Linked DNA regions of Homo sapiens: all the other regions are linked to region 4. Evidence: chromatin contacts called from ENCODE Hi-C or POLR2A ChIA-PET data. All regions are on one chromosome and are shown on one strand. The core of a region is the stretch at or near the end of the contact, and the rest is flanking DNA. Distances in the headings are between cores, read along the strand shown. Region 1 overlaps LEMD3 (LEM domain containing 3). Region 2 overlaps RASSF3 (Ras association domain family member 3). Region 3 overlaps LEMD3 (LEM domain containing 3). Region 4 holds the start of CAND1 (cullin associated and neddylation dissociated 1). Region 5 holds the start of FRS2 (fibroblast growth factor receptor substrate 2).

Evidence for each region. Hi-C counts contacts between places; a loop is a spot of excess contacts on that map. ChIA-PET counts read pairs that join two places held with the same protein, here RNA polymerase II (POLR2A). Pooled maps may share reads with other maps.
Region 1: a loop to region 4 is called in a pooled map, with 7 times the contacts of the local background. The contact joins the enhancer-like site here to the promoter of CAND1 in region 4. A Hi-C loop is called at or near these places in 2 of 50 pooled maps.
Region 2: a loop to region 4 is called in a pooled map, with 4 times the contacts of the local background. The contact joins the enhancer-like site here to the promoter of CAND1 in region 4. A Hi-C loop is called at or near these places in 1 of 168 maps with a recorded cell type or tissue (B cell), 4 of 37 single-sample maps with no recorded cell type and 6 of 50 pooled maps.
Region 3: a loop to region 4 is called in a pooled map, with 2.6 times the contacts of the local background. The contact joins the enhancer-like site here to the promoter of CAND1 in region 4. A Hi-C loop is called at or near these places in 3 of 50 pooled maps.
Region 5: a loop to region 4 is called in a map of CD8-positive, alpha-beta T cell, with 26 times the contacts of the local background. The contact joins the promoter of FRS2 here to the promoter of CAND1 in region 4. A Hi-C loop is called at or near these places in 3 of 168 maps with a recorded cell type or tissue (B cell, CD8-positive, alpha-beta T cell and Right ventricle myocardium inferior) and 11 of 50 pooled maps. POLR2A ChIA-PET finds 5 or more read pairs at or near these places in 2 of 52 experiments (CD4-positive, alpha-beta T cell and activated T-cell).

Annotation. Positions count from the first base shown.
Region 1 is chr12:65,208,507-65,211,206 of GRCh38, forward strand. It overlaps LEMD3 (LEM domain containing 3), which reads left to right. Exons shown (of 13, transcript NM_014319.5): 2 at 2,420-2,457. Among named protein-coding and RNA genes, the nearest start is that of LEMD3, 40 kb to the left of the region's middle. Within about 2 kb of position 1,310, at least 2 of the 41 ENCODE cell types and tissues checked have a DNase peak (open chromatin) inside an H3K27ac peak, as active enhancers do.
Region 2 is chr12:64,617,960-64,620,659 of GRCh38, forward strand. The region is part of intron 1 of RASSF3 (Ras association domain family member 3); the gene reads left to right. Among named protein-coding and RNA genes, the nearest start is that of MIR548C, 3.2 kb to the right of the region's middle. Within about 2 kb of position 1,317, at least 7 of the 41 ENCODE cell types and tissues checked have a DNase peak (open chromatin) inside an H3K27ac peak, as active enhancers do; they include B cell, where a contact is called at or near this core.
Region 3 is chr12:65,187,963-65,190,662 of GRCh38, forward strand. All of the region lies in intron 1 of LEMD3 (LEM domain containing 3), which reads left to right. Among named protein-coding and RNA genes, the nearest start is that of LEMD3, 20 kb to the left of the region's middle. Within about 2 kb of position 1,294, at least 3 of the 41 ENCODE cell types and tissues checked have a DNase peak (open chromatin) inside an H3K27ac peak, as active enhancers do.
Region 4 is chr12:67,268,103-67,270,802 of GRCh38, forward strand. It overlaps CAND1 (cullin associated and neddylation dissociated 1), which reads left to right and starts at 1,256. Exons shown (of 15, transcript NM_018448.5): 1 at 1,256-1,683. The coding sequence starts at 1,616. RefSeq lists enhancers at 392-691, 832-1,091, 1,371-2,022.
Region 5 is chr12:69,468,946-69,471,645 of GRCh38, forward strand. It overlaps FRS2 (fibroblast growth factor receptor substrate 2), which reads left to right and starts at 1,443. Exons shown (of 9, transcript NM_001278356.2): 1 at 1,443-1,585. RefSeq lists enhancers at 1,114-1,615, 1,787-1,836.

The DNA.
Region 1 (2,700 bases), core at 60-2,559, 2.1 Mb before region 4:
ATTTTCACTAGGGGTAACAGTATATGTTGTTTCCATTAAAGACTAGGTAATTTGGATGTGATAGAAGATATTGGTGTGTTTTTAGAAATACTGAAATGATTTGGGGAAAGAAAAAATGTATAAAGATACTTTGAAAACTTTGAGGGCTTTTAATTTGTTAGAGTTGCTGTTTTTGGTTGGTGTTTTCTTGTAAAAACTTAACCCCAAGGATATGTTTTACTTCTGCTGTTGTTAATAGGTCTCTGTTCATTTAATAGGTGGCAATTATCATGAGCATTTGGGGAAAAAAATTTTAACGAAGTTTTGTTGGGCAGAAAGTATACTCTTGGCTTTTTTAGGTATGTTATACTCCAGGTATTTTAGACTACAAGGCAAGAGGCAGAAATCTAGAAGGATACTAGGGGTAGAGCAATATTTTCAGCAAAATTGTTTTCCCCCTCTTCAGCTTTCTCTGTTACCCTATCCCTCTCCCTTTTTAGTAGCTCAGAACATACCCTCCTCCAGCATCCTGCAAAATTGAACACTTTTGCTTCAGTGTTAACACACAAAGTGAAATAAAGAAGAGTGCCGAGATAGCACAACAAGCATTTTTCAAGCACTAACTATATATCTAGTACTATGCTTGGTTCTGGGCATGCACATGTGTATAACACACGCTCCCTGTCTTGAGAAGCCCACAGTAGAGCAGTGTGGTGAACATTGATAATTTACAGTTATGCTTTTATGGAGCTACTCACAGAGCTGATTTTCCATTTGATAGTCTTGACAAAAAGTAATTTTGTGTATAATCAAAAAAGCAATACTAGCATAGCTTTTTTTCATAGACATTAAAACTTGTTTTTGGAACTGCACACTTATATTTTTAAGAATTGTTCTTATAAAGAGCAAATAAAACACCTTTTACACTTTGTATTGTTTGGCTAATTTATTGTCATTTGTTTGGCCAAATGACAAGGCATTTTTTTGGTAGTACGTTGAGCTAAATATAGCTGTTCAATGTTTATATTGAAAAATTAATATTATTAAAAAGGGTATCTTTTTAGTCCATGTGTTCTGATCCTTAACATTTTATTTAATCTTGAAGCTATATTATTTCTTCTCCCTATTCCCCTTTTGAGTACTTTTGATTTTCTGTAATATCTTTCAAAACATTTTCTTTCCCAACATTAAAACCCTTTTGATGTATAGAGAAATGTCGTTTAAAAATCCATTAGCAAAATCCCTTATGATGATAACAGGATACATTTTTTTTTCCTTGCTCTTTTATTGTACCTTGTTAAGCTGGTCTCACATGAACTTTCTTAGAATCAGGCAGTTCCTGGTTCCTATGGGACTTCCTGTTTTCTCAAATAAAAATAGAAAAGCATCTCAGAAAGGAAACCTGGTCAGTGTGAACTACTTTGTAAGATCAGTTAGTCTTAGTTAGTCTTAGTTGTGGCCTGGATTATATAGATATATAGTCTATATAAAATATAAAAGTTTACAGGTATCTGAAAGCTTTGAATATTTTCGTATGTAATATCAAAATAAACAAAATGATAAGGAGAAGACTCTGAATAAAAACCCTGAGAGGTGCTACATATTCAGCCGTAAACATTTTTGTATCTTAATTTAGAGGTGAATGAAGGAGGGGCATAGGGGTTGGATGGAAAGTGGTAAATCCTTTCCTTATTATGTAATATTTTATTGTAAATTTGGAATTGCTTAATACTGAGACTTAATTCTTAGTTACTTTGATCTGTATTTTTTTTTCTTGCCACTTTTTCAGATGTTGGCAAGGATTAGGAAGGTGGATTTTTAAAAAATCATTAGAAGTCAGAATTCTAAATGAATTATTCAGTTTTAAAGCATCTTGTAGATTTCTTTCAGTAGTTAACTGCTTCTTAGTCTATATTATGAAGAGAAATCAAATTAAGGTAGAAACAAATGATATAGTCATTAGCAGTAATAATAATGGATAGTGTGTATTGAGTACATATTAAGTGCTTGACACTGTGTCAAACATTTTATCTTGTTTATCTCATTTAATCCTGACAACAACTGTATAAGGTAGGTATCATTGTTATCCATACTCCTTTAAAGAAGAAACTACAATTTAGAGTAGCTAATTAGATGTTAGTTCAAAGAGACATTACTAATAAGTGGTAGAGGTGGAGCTGGGACTTGAACTCAGCTTCTGTGATACCAGAGCACCTGATCTCAATGATTGTGAGGAAAACCACTAATTCAAAGTGAGAATGATAAGTATAAGTCTGAAAAATTACTTCCCTAACCTTTATTATCACCAGTTTGTTTACATTTGGTTCACATATTTATATCCAGTTTTAGCAAAGTACATGCTGGCATTTCAGAGAGTTTGTTTGGGGGATTTTAATTCGTAAGTGATGCTAATACTTGTCTTTTTTTCCTTCCTTGATAGTAGAAAACCCCTTTGGTGAAACATTTGGAAAAATACAAGTAAGTAAACGATCATAATACTGATAATTTTGTGTCATGTTTTATATGATAAAAGCATGAGAATGACTATCAACTAAAAAAAAGTAATTTTAAAGTTATTTTAGTCTTAAACAATAGGTTTTATCAACTTAAAAAAATAGTAATTTTAAGGTTATTTTAGTCTAAAACAATAGGCTTTCTTATTCTGAGTATTCCCTAACTGTCGTATAATTAAATCTGACACAGATTTTCTCTTAAGAGCTG
Region 2 (2,700 bases), core at 67-2,566, 2.7 Mb before region 4:
AACAGAAACGTAATCATCTTCAAGGTTAGAAAATGTTTTTTAAATAACTTCAACCAGCGTTAACCAAACTGGTTAATTCACCAAAATGTTAACCAAAATTAACCAAATCAAATTTGGTTTATTTTCCAGGTCTCTTTTTTCTTTTCTTTTTTCATTTTTAAAGAGATGGGATCTTGCTATGTTGCCCAAGCTAAAATGCAATTGTTATTCACAGGCATGATAATAGTGCCCTATAGCCTCGAACTCCTGGGCCCACATGATCCTCCTGCCTTAGCCTCCTGAGTATTCCAGGTTTTTCTTAATAGTTTAAACAGGTAGTTCTGGTTTGGCTATCAGTAGTGTTGTCAAATAGCTTTTGTTTGCTTAATTTTATTTTTATTTTTTTTGAGACAAGTCTTGATCTGTTGCCCAGGCTGGAGTGCAGTGGCGTGATCTCGGCTCACTGCAACCTCCACCTCCTGGGTTCAAGCAATTCTCCTGCCTCAGCCTCCCAAGTAGCTGGGATTACAGGGGCATGCCACCATCCCCGGCTAATTTTTGTATTTTTAAAGTAGAGACGGGGTTATACCATGTTGGCCAGACTGGTCTCAAACTCCTGACCTCATGATCTGCCCTCCTTGGCCTCCCAAAGTGCTGGGATTACAGGCGTGAGCCACCACGCCCGGCCTTTTGTTTTTGTTTTTGTTTTTTTTAAATGGAGAGGGCCAGATAATGCTCTAGGAAGGATGTCAGAACCCATAAAAAATGATGAGTATTTGAAATATATGTAAAAACTTAAGTAACAAATCAGAAAATATATTCTGAGATAGAAGTGACCATTCTAAAACTGTGCTGTACAATACAGTAGTCACTAGCTACATGTAGTTTTTAAGCAATCGAAACGTGGCTAGTCTGATTGAGATTGCTGTGAAAAATACACACTGGATTTTGAAGATTAGAAATGTACCCTAAAACTTAAAGTATAATAATAAAAAAAAAGAAAGAATGTAAAATATGATAATTAAAAAATTGCAATTACATGTTGAAATGATAATATTCGATAATATTTGAGTTAAGTAAATTTAATGTTACTTATTTTTTAGCATGGCTATGGAAAACTTAAAATTATGCATGTGGCTCGCATGATATTTTTGTTGAACAATGCTGTTTGCTGAAGCAGGGCTGGCAGCCCTTGCCAGAGGTTTGAATCTCCATTGTCTTGGTGGCTGCAGATGGATGGATGTGGGGGTACCAGCCTGGTGTGTTGGGAAGATTTTTCTTTGTGAAGGGGAACTTGCCCTTTACTGTTGGGGATAGTTTCTTCTCAGCCTATCCAGGGACACACATACCAGCATTTTGGGGTTGTGAAACTTTTGTGTGGGGAACTTCCCTTTTTTTTTTCCACATGAGCCAATAAGATAAAACTGACCTAATGGCATTCTCGGTGCAACTCTGCCTTCAGTTTAAGGACAGAAGAGGGCTCATGTTTCATAGAGTATTAAAGGAGCAAGCTTAATATTTTGCATTTTGTGGACTGTAATTGCTAACTGCTGCTACATGATTCAGTCAGCTAAGAATAATTTACTAATTATATATTGCCTCACTTGGTTCTTTTTCCAGATGCTAAACAAGGTGAGATAATTAGAGGAGGAAAAAGGGTGAGTTTGGGAATTGGAGACCAGAAGGATGGATTTAGAAGATCTTGGAGTTAACGGACTTAGAATATAGTCAGCAAAGAGTTCACTTAAAATTAGTGCAGGTTGCCAGGCGTGGTGGCTCACGCCTGTAATCCCAGCACATTGGGAGGCCAAGGCGGGCGGATCACGAGGTCGGGAGTTCAAGACTAACCTGGCCAATATAGTGAAACCCCGTCTCTACTAAAAATACAAAAATTAGGCAGGCATGGTGGTGCATGCCTGTACTCCCAGCTACTCGGTAGGCTGAGACAGGAGAATCGCTTGAACCTGGGAGGTGGAGGTTGTGGTGAGCCGAGATTGCGCCACTGCACTCCAGCTTGGGCAACAGAGTGAGACTTTATATCAAAAAAAAAAAAAAAAGAAATTAGTGCAGGTTGACTGTGTGTGTGTGTGTGTGTGTGTAGTTTTCTGAATTCATTTTTCAAGTATTGAATATTCACAATGATGCTAGACTAAGTGCTAGAGATTTGGTGGTGAACGAAACAGATTGAAACCTGCCTTCATGGGGGGCGTATATAGGTTCGTCTGACTAGTCTAGATAAGTGAATTTGTGTAGTAATTGTTTTTTTGTAACTGGCTTAGTTTACTTAGCTTGATGTCATCAAGATTTATTCATGTTGGAGTATGTGTCAGAATTTCCTTCCTTTTAAAGGCTGAATAATATATCCATTGTATGTATATATCACTTTTTGTTTATCCATTGATTCTTCCATAGACATTAGGATTGCTTCCACCTTTTGGCTCATGTGAATAATGATGCTGTGAACAGGGGTGTACAAATATCTCTTAAAGACCCCTCTTAAAACTTTTTGCGATATATACCCATAAGTAACAGTTGCTATAGAATCATATGGTAATTCTGTTTTTAATTTTTTGAGGAATACTATACTGACAAATTTGAATCCTTATTTAAACCCAGGATTATGGAATACTGCTGCTTGATTTCAGCTGTCATTTTGTTGTCTACATTGTATTTTATTGAATTGGCGTTATTCCCAAATATTGGAAAATGTGGAGGTTTCTA
Region 3 (2,700 bases), core at 44-2,543, 2.1 Mb before region 4:
CTGGAATTTGAAGATGCTTTCACTGTTTATTTAAAATGGTGTTAAGGATCAATCTTACTGACTTGGTCCAGAAAACTGTTTTCTGGCAGATTCAAATTTTATGAATCAAGTTTTTTGAAGTTAGGTTTTTGAAATCAGAGAATAAAGCAAAATTCAGCATTTAGAGTCTACAGTAGGGTGTCTAAAAAAGGCCAGTTTTTTTTCCCCCTCCAGTATAGTATAAAGACTCTTTTAATATTGGATAAAGGATTAGGGAACATTATACATTTTAAACATTAAAATCATACTGCAGGGTTGAAGTACACTATATAAGCTACATGGAAACTGAGAGCAGCTGAAGGCGGGGAGAGATAGCCTAGTAAACTTTAGGCAGAATAAATTAAACAGTTTATTTGAGCAAAGGATGATTTATGAATTGGGCAATACTTAGAACCGGAAGGGATCCAGAGAACTCCTCTCCAAAGCAGTGATGGGCAGTGAGCTTTTATAGGCTGAATGTGGAAGTAAGACAAAACATAAGTGGAAAGGCCCTAGTTAGAAGTTAGTTGGTGGTTTCTGATTGGGTATGCTTAAGTTTTGTTTTACTGTTTACACGGGATTGGGTTTTGGTTTGCTTACAGAGGAGTTCTGTTCACAGAGAAAATCTTCAGGCTAATGGCTTCCTCCTTACTTGCTTTAACAATTTTCTCCTTTTGTCAGCCTCTCCATCTTGAGTGCTTGACTAAAACTTTGAGCATTGTTGACACTTTCTGTCACCATTATAGTGACTTACTTGGTCTCAGTATGGAATACAAAAGTCATGATGTCAGGCTCATGGAAGAAGTATTCCTTTCTTGTTCATCTTATTTTTGTTGCTCTAATTGCAGTGAGACCATTTGGCATATTGCTGATGGCTGCAAACATTCATTTAAGACACTAGAAAGAATACAGTGCACCAGGGAGATGACAATGGGCACTATCAGGAGGATAATAGTAGTTCTTTCTTACCCACAGGCAGTATGTTTCAAGACTCCCATTACTCCTGCAGTGGATGCCTGAAAATGGATACTATCAAACCCTATATATACTATGTTTTTCCTGTAATACATACTTATGATAAAGTTTAATTTATAAATTAGGCACAGTTAAGAGATTAAAACAATAACCCAATGATAGAATTGTAGCAATATACTAATAAAAGTTATGCGAATATGGTCTCTCTCAAAATATCTTATTTACTGTACTCATCTATTTTTGGTCCATGGTTGACCAGGGGTAACTGAAACTGCAGAAAGTGAAACTGCCATAAGGAGGGAGGAGGGACTACTGTCATCAAAGGACTGGTGTATGCTCTTTAGCCAAGGCCTCCATGAACAGAACCAAGTAAAATAAAAAGGTTGATGGCTAGAACAAACCATAAACTCACTCTCTGTGTCCGGAGGGCAGTTGGTCAAGGTTTCTAGATTTGAGCTCAAAGCATATTTCCCTGGTTTGCAGTTTGAATGTTTCTGGTTATGGCAATGGGCATTTTGGTGAACTCCCTGAGTGGCCCATTCATCAGCAGGGATGAGTGTTGCCCAGTACCCGCCTGTAGGGCGTCAGAAACCAAGCAGTTTATAGATACAATGTCAAGGACAATGAACAGGACTAGAATCTGATATGCACAAGGGTGCCCTGTAGTTTTCTACTGAAACATAATTTTTCTCTCTACAGCTGCTCCCATTTCTATCAAAGATAATCACAATAAGACTAATTTGTTTGCAAAATAGGTCTAGTCTCATTAAACTTGGCTTGATAGTTCACATACGTGCAGCGAGAGTAGTGATGGACCATATAGGCTCTCTTTAAATCTGCTTTGCTGGAATTTTTAAAGGCATCTCAGATTAGACTTTTAAAAGCCTCTCTAGGCTATGAAGCCATGCTGAAGACTTACCAGTAGACTTTGCCCGTAATACCTATAGATTTGGATGAATTCCTCTCTTCTCAAGGTCCTCAAAATATTTTTAAAGTTACTGGGCCTGCCTTACTCAACTCTTAAGGCCAGGAAACCCTTAAAGCCTCGTACCACACTAGTTTTTTCCAAGGGGCTTTCATGGCTTCATAAAGTAAACCTTAGTTCTTTAAAACTGGCCATATCCAGCTCTATGTACATTTTCAAATATGACTTTCCGGTCAAAAGCCTTGGTATTATAACCAGTGTTTCCAGTTATAACTTGTTACAAAGAGAACAGATTTTTATTGAACTTATGCAAGTAACTTACTGCAAACCAAAAATAAAATTCGAAGGCCCCCTGCAACCATCTGAATGGACTTCCTCCTTGGCTAGGGCACCCTAACATTTAACCTGAAAGACTGCTTCAGGCCATGATGGGAAGTGGGGGTTGAACATGCCTCATTTATGTTGGGGTTGGACACGTCTCATTTATACCTCTCTAGTATTAATGTCAACACAGACCCTAGGTCTGATAGGAAACATATACAGTCTATTCTCTCTAAAGCTTGCTACTTGGAGGCTTCATCTGCATGATAAAAACCTAGGTCTCTGCAACCCCTTCCTTTCTATACATCATAACTCTTTCAACCAATTGCCAATCAGAATATGTTTAAACCTACCTATGACCTGGAAGCCCCTGCTTTGAGTTTTCCCCATCTTCCAGATCGAACCAGTGTAAATCTTACATGTTTCGATTGATGTATTATGTCTCCCTAAAATGTATAAAA
Region 4 (2,700 bases), core at 6-2,505:
TTATGTGTTAGTAGAGAGCTATTTAAAGGTTTGTTGTTGTTTTTAACAGGAGTATCAAGTGAGATTGATTTTTCATCTCTTCACCAGGCTCTCTGTTCTTTTAGAAAGGCCTGTCAGCTAGCTCCATCCCTAACACTTTCAGGGATGTTGACCCCTAGCTGGCAAAACTTGTGTTTAAAATCCCAAATATTAAGCAGATGAAAAACTTGGATACTAAATACTTTCATAACTCATCTCCACGAATTTGTACGTCTGAGGGAGCAATACACAGCTGCAGGTCCATCAAGGCCACAAAAGCTAACTACAGAGATAGTCTTTTAGCTATTTTGAAATCAGTAGGGCCTGACTACAGCCATCTGTCGCATACCCATTACTCTTACTAAGGTCCTGCTGGCGTCAGAGAGGTGGTTCTACGATGCACGGTAGGAGTGTGTCTGGCCAGAGAAGTGGGGAGGCTCAGCTGCCTTGGGAGGTGCAAGTAGTAGCGCTAGGAAGCTGCTGCTAGGCCTCTGGCAAGAACACCAACTGATCCGCAATGCGCCTGGCCAAACTGCAGCAGCCTGCTCTGCAAATACTGCATAACAGAAAAAGCCTGTATTGGAGAATATAAGAATCCGCGGCAGAAACGGAGTGCGCGACGATTCTAAGGTTTTTACCCAGCACGGCTCCCCCATCAGACTGCAAATCCCAGCATTCACTCCTTCCACGGGAGCCAATGAGGAAGCTACTAGTTCCCGCAGCCAATCACATTCTGAGCCAGTGTATCACCCGACTGAATTCTGGGATTTGTGGTTTTTACGTGGCAACATTACACCACGGTGGCTACGGCAATGCAGGCCACGCGTCTGATCCCAAACGACACCTCCCTGTTATAAATTCTTATGTTGGTTCCGCAAGCTAACTCCTTAACTGTCGTTACTCCCAGGCTTCCTCCTTCTCAAAGCTCGTAATCTTTTTCTCTTAATGTCATTAAACAATCAAGTTATTTTCAGATTAAGGCCCACTTGCTCCACTCGTCCCCTGTCCCTTAACCGTCGCTTTAGAGTCTCGCGAGAACAGCCCCTTTTTTTTGTGTTGTCATGCCTCCAAAAGGCGGGTCACATGAAAACTGACACAGGCTTCAGCCAACCGAATTGTTTTTTAACTCTCTTCTCCACAGCGTGCGTGGGGAGGCCTCCGTGAACTCTGACCTTAGCTTTCCGTAGCGCCCGCGTCTGCCGCCCCCGCCCCCGGAGCGAAGGAGGCGGGCTTTGGCCTTTTGCCCTAGGGAGCGAGTGCGGAGCGAGTGGGAGCGAGACGGCCCTGAGTGGAAGTGTCTGGCTCCCCGTAGAGGCCCTTCTGTACGCCCCGCCGCCCATGAGCTCGTTCTCACGCGAACAGCGCCGTCGTTAGGCTGGCTCTGTAGCCTCGGCTTACCCCGGGACAGGCCCACGCCTCGCCAGGGAGGGGGCAGCCCGTCGAGGCGCCTCCCTAGTCAGCGTCGGCGTCGCGCTGCGACCCTGGAAGCGGGAGCCGCCGCGAGCGAGAGGAGGAGCTCCAGTGGCGGCGGCGGCGGCGGCAGCGGCAGCGGGCAGCAGCTCCAGCAGCGCCAGCAGGCGGGATCGAGGCCGTCAACATGGCGAGCGCCTCGTACCACATTTCCAATTTGCTGGAAAAAATGACATCCAGCGACAAGGACTTTAGGTGAGGCCGAGATCCGACCCTCACCCCACCTCGGGGTTCTCGCAGCCGCGGCCCTGGCCGTCACGCAGGCCTTGCCCCACCCCTTCGGCCGTAGCCGGTAGCTTCTCTGCCCCGAAGTCTCCAGCCCACCGGTCCGCTGGCCTCCCGATCCCTGCGGAGCCCCTTTCCTCTCCCCTCTTGCAACCCCCTCCCCCCATTCTTTCTCCTAGGCAGTTGCCCGCCGCGGTCTCTAGGCCCCGTTTGCTTGTCTCAGCGCCCCCACATCCTTCCCTGCCCCACCAGGAGGCGATTCTTGCGTCTCAGGTAGCGCGAAGGGGCTAAACCACCCACCATTGTGGAGAAGGGAGTTGCTCTAGGCCGGGAGACCGGGCGCCGGGCCTATTCGCTTGCCATCCTGCGGCGCTAGGCCGCCTTGCTCGCTGGGGCCCAAGCTGCTGCCCACTCGGGGACCCGGCAGCCTCCTCTCTGCCCGCAGGTGCGCGTGGGCCTTGCTGCATTCAGGTGGAATGATGAACTTTTGCGCTCTTGGCTGATACATAGTTCTTTTGTGGATTATTAATTTTCGTGAAGGTGGGAAGAAGGGGGAGGGGAGCCAGGATGGAGGAAACTTCGCTCATAGGGTTTTCCCGCCAGCATCACTGTCAGTTCCTCTTGTCAGGTAAAACCAACTTAGGAACTCGGGGTTTCAGTCTCATGTCCTCATATCCAAAATCACTGCCAAAGGGGTGGATTGCTGGATCTTAATCATAGCAGACGGATCTTCAAAAGGAAGAGATGTTTAATACGGACCTGGTGAATATGAAGCTTTATTACAGCAGTTCTGTTCAGGAGATCGGTACTGTTGGTTCCAAAGTGTTGTAATATGCATAGTGAAGATTTGTTATATTTTTACAGGTTATCTTTGTTTTTATTTTTCCTTGCACGCTTCGGTGATTGTTGCATTCTTTCCCGCCTCCCATCTCTTCACAAATAAGTTCTCAATCTAAAAAAAAAAAAAAAAAGAAAAAAAAATCGCTT
Region 5 (2,700 bases), core at 193-2,692, 2.2 Mb after region 4:
CAGATAGTATGCATTGCTAAGAGGCTTTTTTTTCTTTCCCTGCATCCCAGATACAGAATCTGCCTCAGATATCTGGTGCCTTTCTGATTTTGTGGCTGAGGAATCCCACGCCCTCCTCCTTTCCATCCCTTTTCCCTGTCTGGTATGTAACTCTGTGGGTCCTCATATTATCACTGCATGGAGCTTCACAAGCACCTGTATTTTTCCAGTTGTAAAAACCCCTACTCTTTCTTTTTTTTTTTTTTTTTTTTTTTGAGACGGAGTCTCGCTCTGTCGCCCAGGCCGGACTGCGGACTGCAGTGGCGCAATCTCGGCTCACTGCAAGCTCCGCTTCCCGGGTTCACGCCATTCTCCTGCCTCAGCCTCCCGAGTAGCTGGGACTACAGGCGCCCGCCACCGCGCCCGGCTAATTTTTTGTATTTTTAGTAGAGACGGGGTTTCACCTTGTTAGCCAGGATGGTCTCGATCTCCTGACCTCATGATCCACCCGCCTCGGCCTCCCAAAGTGCTGGGATTACAGGCGTGAGCCACCGCGCCCGGCCAACCCCTACTCTTTCTTATTTCCTTAACTAATCTTTTCTATTGCCTATTGCTGATGAGGTATAAGAATCGTTAACTTTTATCCAATGCCAGACATTCTGAAATGTTTATCATGCATTATCATTTTGGATTCCTACAATGCAGAGATGATTTTATAACTTGCCAGGGTGAAAAAATAAAAGTAAATAAAAGGAGACAAGCAAAAAGATTCCAGATCCCCACCCCAACCCCCCCAACCCCCCAACCCCAGCTCTCGCCTCTGTTGAAGTCACCAGTGATGACAGAATATAGGAATATAGTTTGAGCCCTGTTTTTAAATAATTTCAAAATCTTGGTATAGGTAGATGAGATTTATACACACGTGAATTAAAATCAACCAACATTTGTGAGATTGGGTTTGGTATCTTTGACCGTTTTTCTCCCCTGCAAGACGTAGATAATAGCACCAACCCCAAGGAGTTTGGGGATGATTAAATAAGTTAATGCACCCGAAGGGACTTAATACAGTGCCTACCACGTAGTAAGCGTTCAATAAATGTTAACTATTATCATTATTTTTTAAAGGAGGCAGATTGGAGCGTAGAGTACACTGAAGGGAGTCGGGAGGCCGGGTGTAGGCACTGGATTCTTGCACCTAATTCTCCGAGCCTCGGTTTCCTTATTTGTAAAATTAGCTGGCTGGAGTAAAACAACTCAAACAGCAGTTAAAGCAAAGGGTGCAGCAGTAGCCGGGGAATCGAGGAGGCGCGGGGCGGAAAGGGTTAGTTAGGAGCCCAGAGGCTGATCTGTGGGCGCCCGGCGAGAGAGGCCCCGCCCCGCCCTGGAGGCCCTGGCAGCTCCGGGCTGAGAGCAGTTCCGGTGCCAAAACCCTTCCCTCCCCCGCTCCCCCGGAAGTGCTTTTCCAAGATTCGGGCCGGAGAGAGGCCTTGTAGGCACAGCGGCTGAGACTCGATCTGCTCCAAGTAGGGGCTCCAGCGCGGGTCGGAGTCTGGGGGTTCGCGCCCGCCGACCCGCGCCCTGCTCCCTCTCAGCACCTGGGCGGACGGTGAGTGGCTAGGGAAACGGACTGGGACGGCCGCGGGCCCGCGTCGGAGCTGGCGTTCTCGTGCCCCCGCTGCCCGCTTCGGGATCCGGGCTGAGGGCTCGGCTGCCGGCGTCCGGGGAAGGGGATTGTCGACCGCCGCGGACTTCTCCGGGCCAGCGGGACGGGAAGAGCTGGCTGTGGGTCCATGGGGTGGGCGGGGCGGAGCCAGGGAGGGGGTTCCCAGAGCTGTTGTTGCTGTTGGGACTCGAGAGTGGGGATGGGCTGGGCCTCTGTTCGTCCGTCCGACCCCCCTCATGTGTGCTGCCCCAAACCTCGCCGCTCCCTAGTTTGGTATTCTGTGTCCGGCCTGGGGTAGTAGCTGGACACCAGACTCAATCTTGGGCTCCAGTTCCCGACTTTTCGCCTCCTCTGGGTCTGTCCTGGGGTCAGTAATTAACCCGGGTCCCAGGGGTGTCGTCTTTTCCCTCCAGGGTGGGGCGCTGCCTGTACATGCCAGGGATCTTTTGCAGGGCTTTTCATCCAGATTTGCTTCAGGGTTGTCCGGGATCGATTTGGACTGGGCTCGGAACCGGTCCTGGATACGTAGGTCGCTGTGGCACCAGCATGCTCTGTATCATCTTTACTCACTTGAAAGCTTGCTGAAGCTGTTGTTGAAGTAAACTTAAAGAAAAAACTTGCTTAAGGAAAATCAGTAGTTTAGACACCCCCTCCCCCGCCTTTTTTTGCAGACATACTAAAAAAAAAAAGATGCTTTTCTCTAATCTACACTCTTAATTCTTTTGGCTATCTGATGTCACAGTTGTATGATGAGTTCATTCAGAGGCTGTACGAATTGATTTTAAAGAGTTGGACAGTTATATCCTTTCTCCCAAAGTTTGTTTACCTTCATATTTGGAACTGTCATTTTTCTTAAGGAAAAATTGTTCTTGGATTTTCTTGAGAGATTCCTTACACTGTTAAAATTGTTGCTGCAATGCAGAGTTTCACACAGGTGGGCAGAGATGTTTTGTTTAAACTTATTCCATGAAGTGTTTACTTCGGATAAACTGAGGATTTCCTAGGGGAGAAAGTGATGTAGGTAGGTTTAGTGAACAGATTTTAGGTAGTAAACTTTA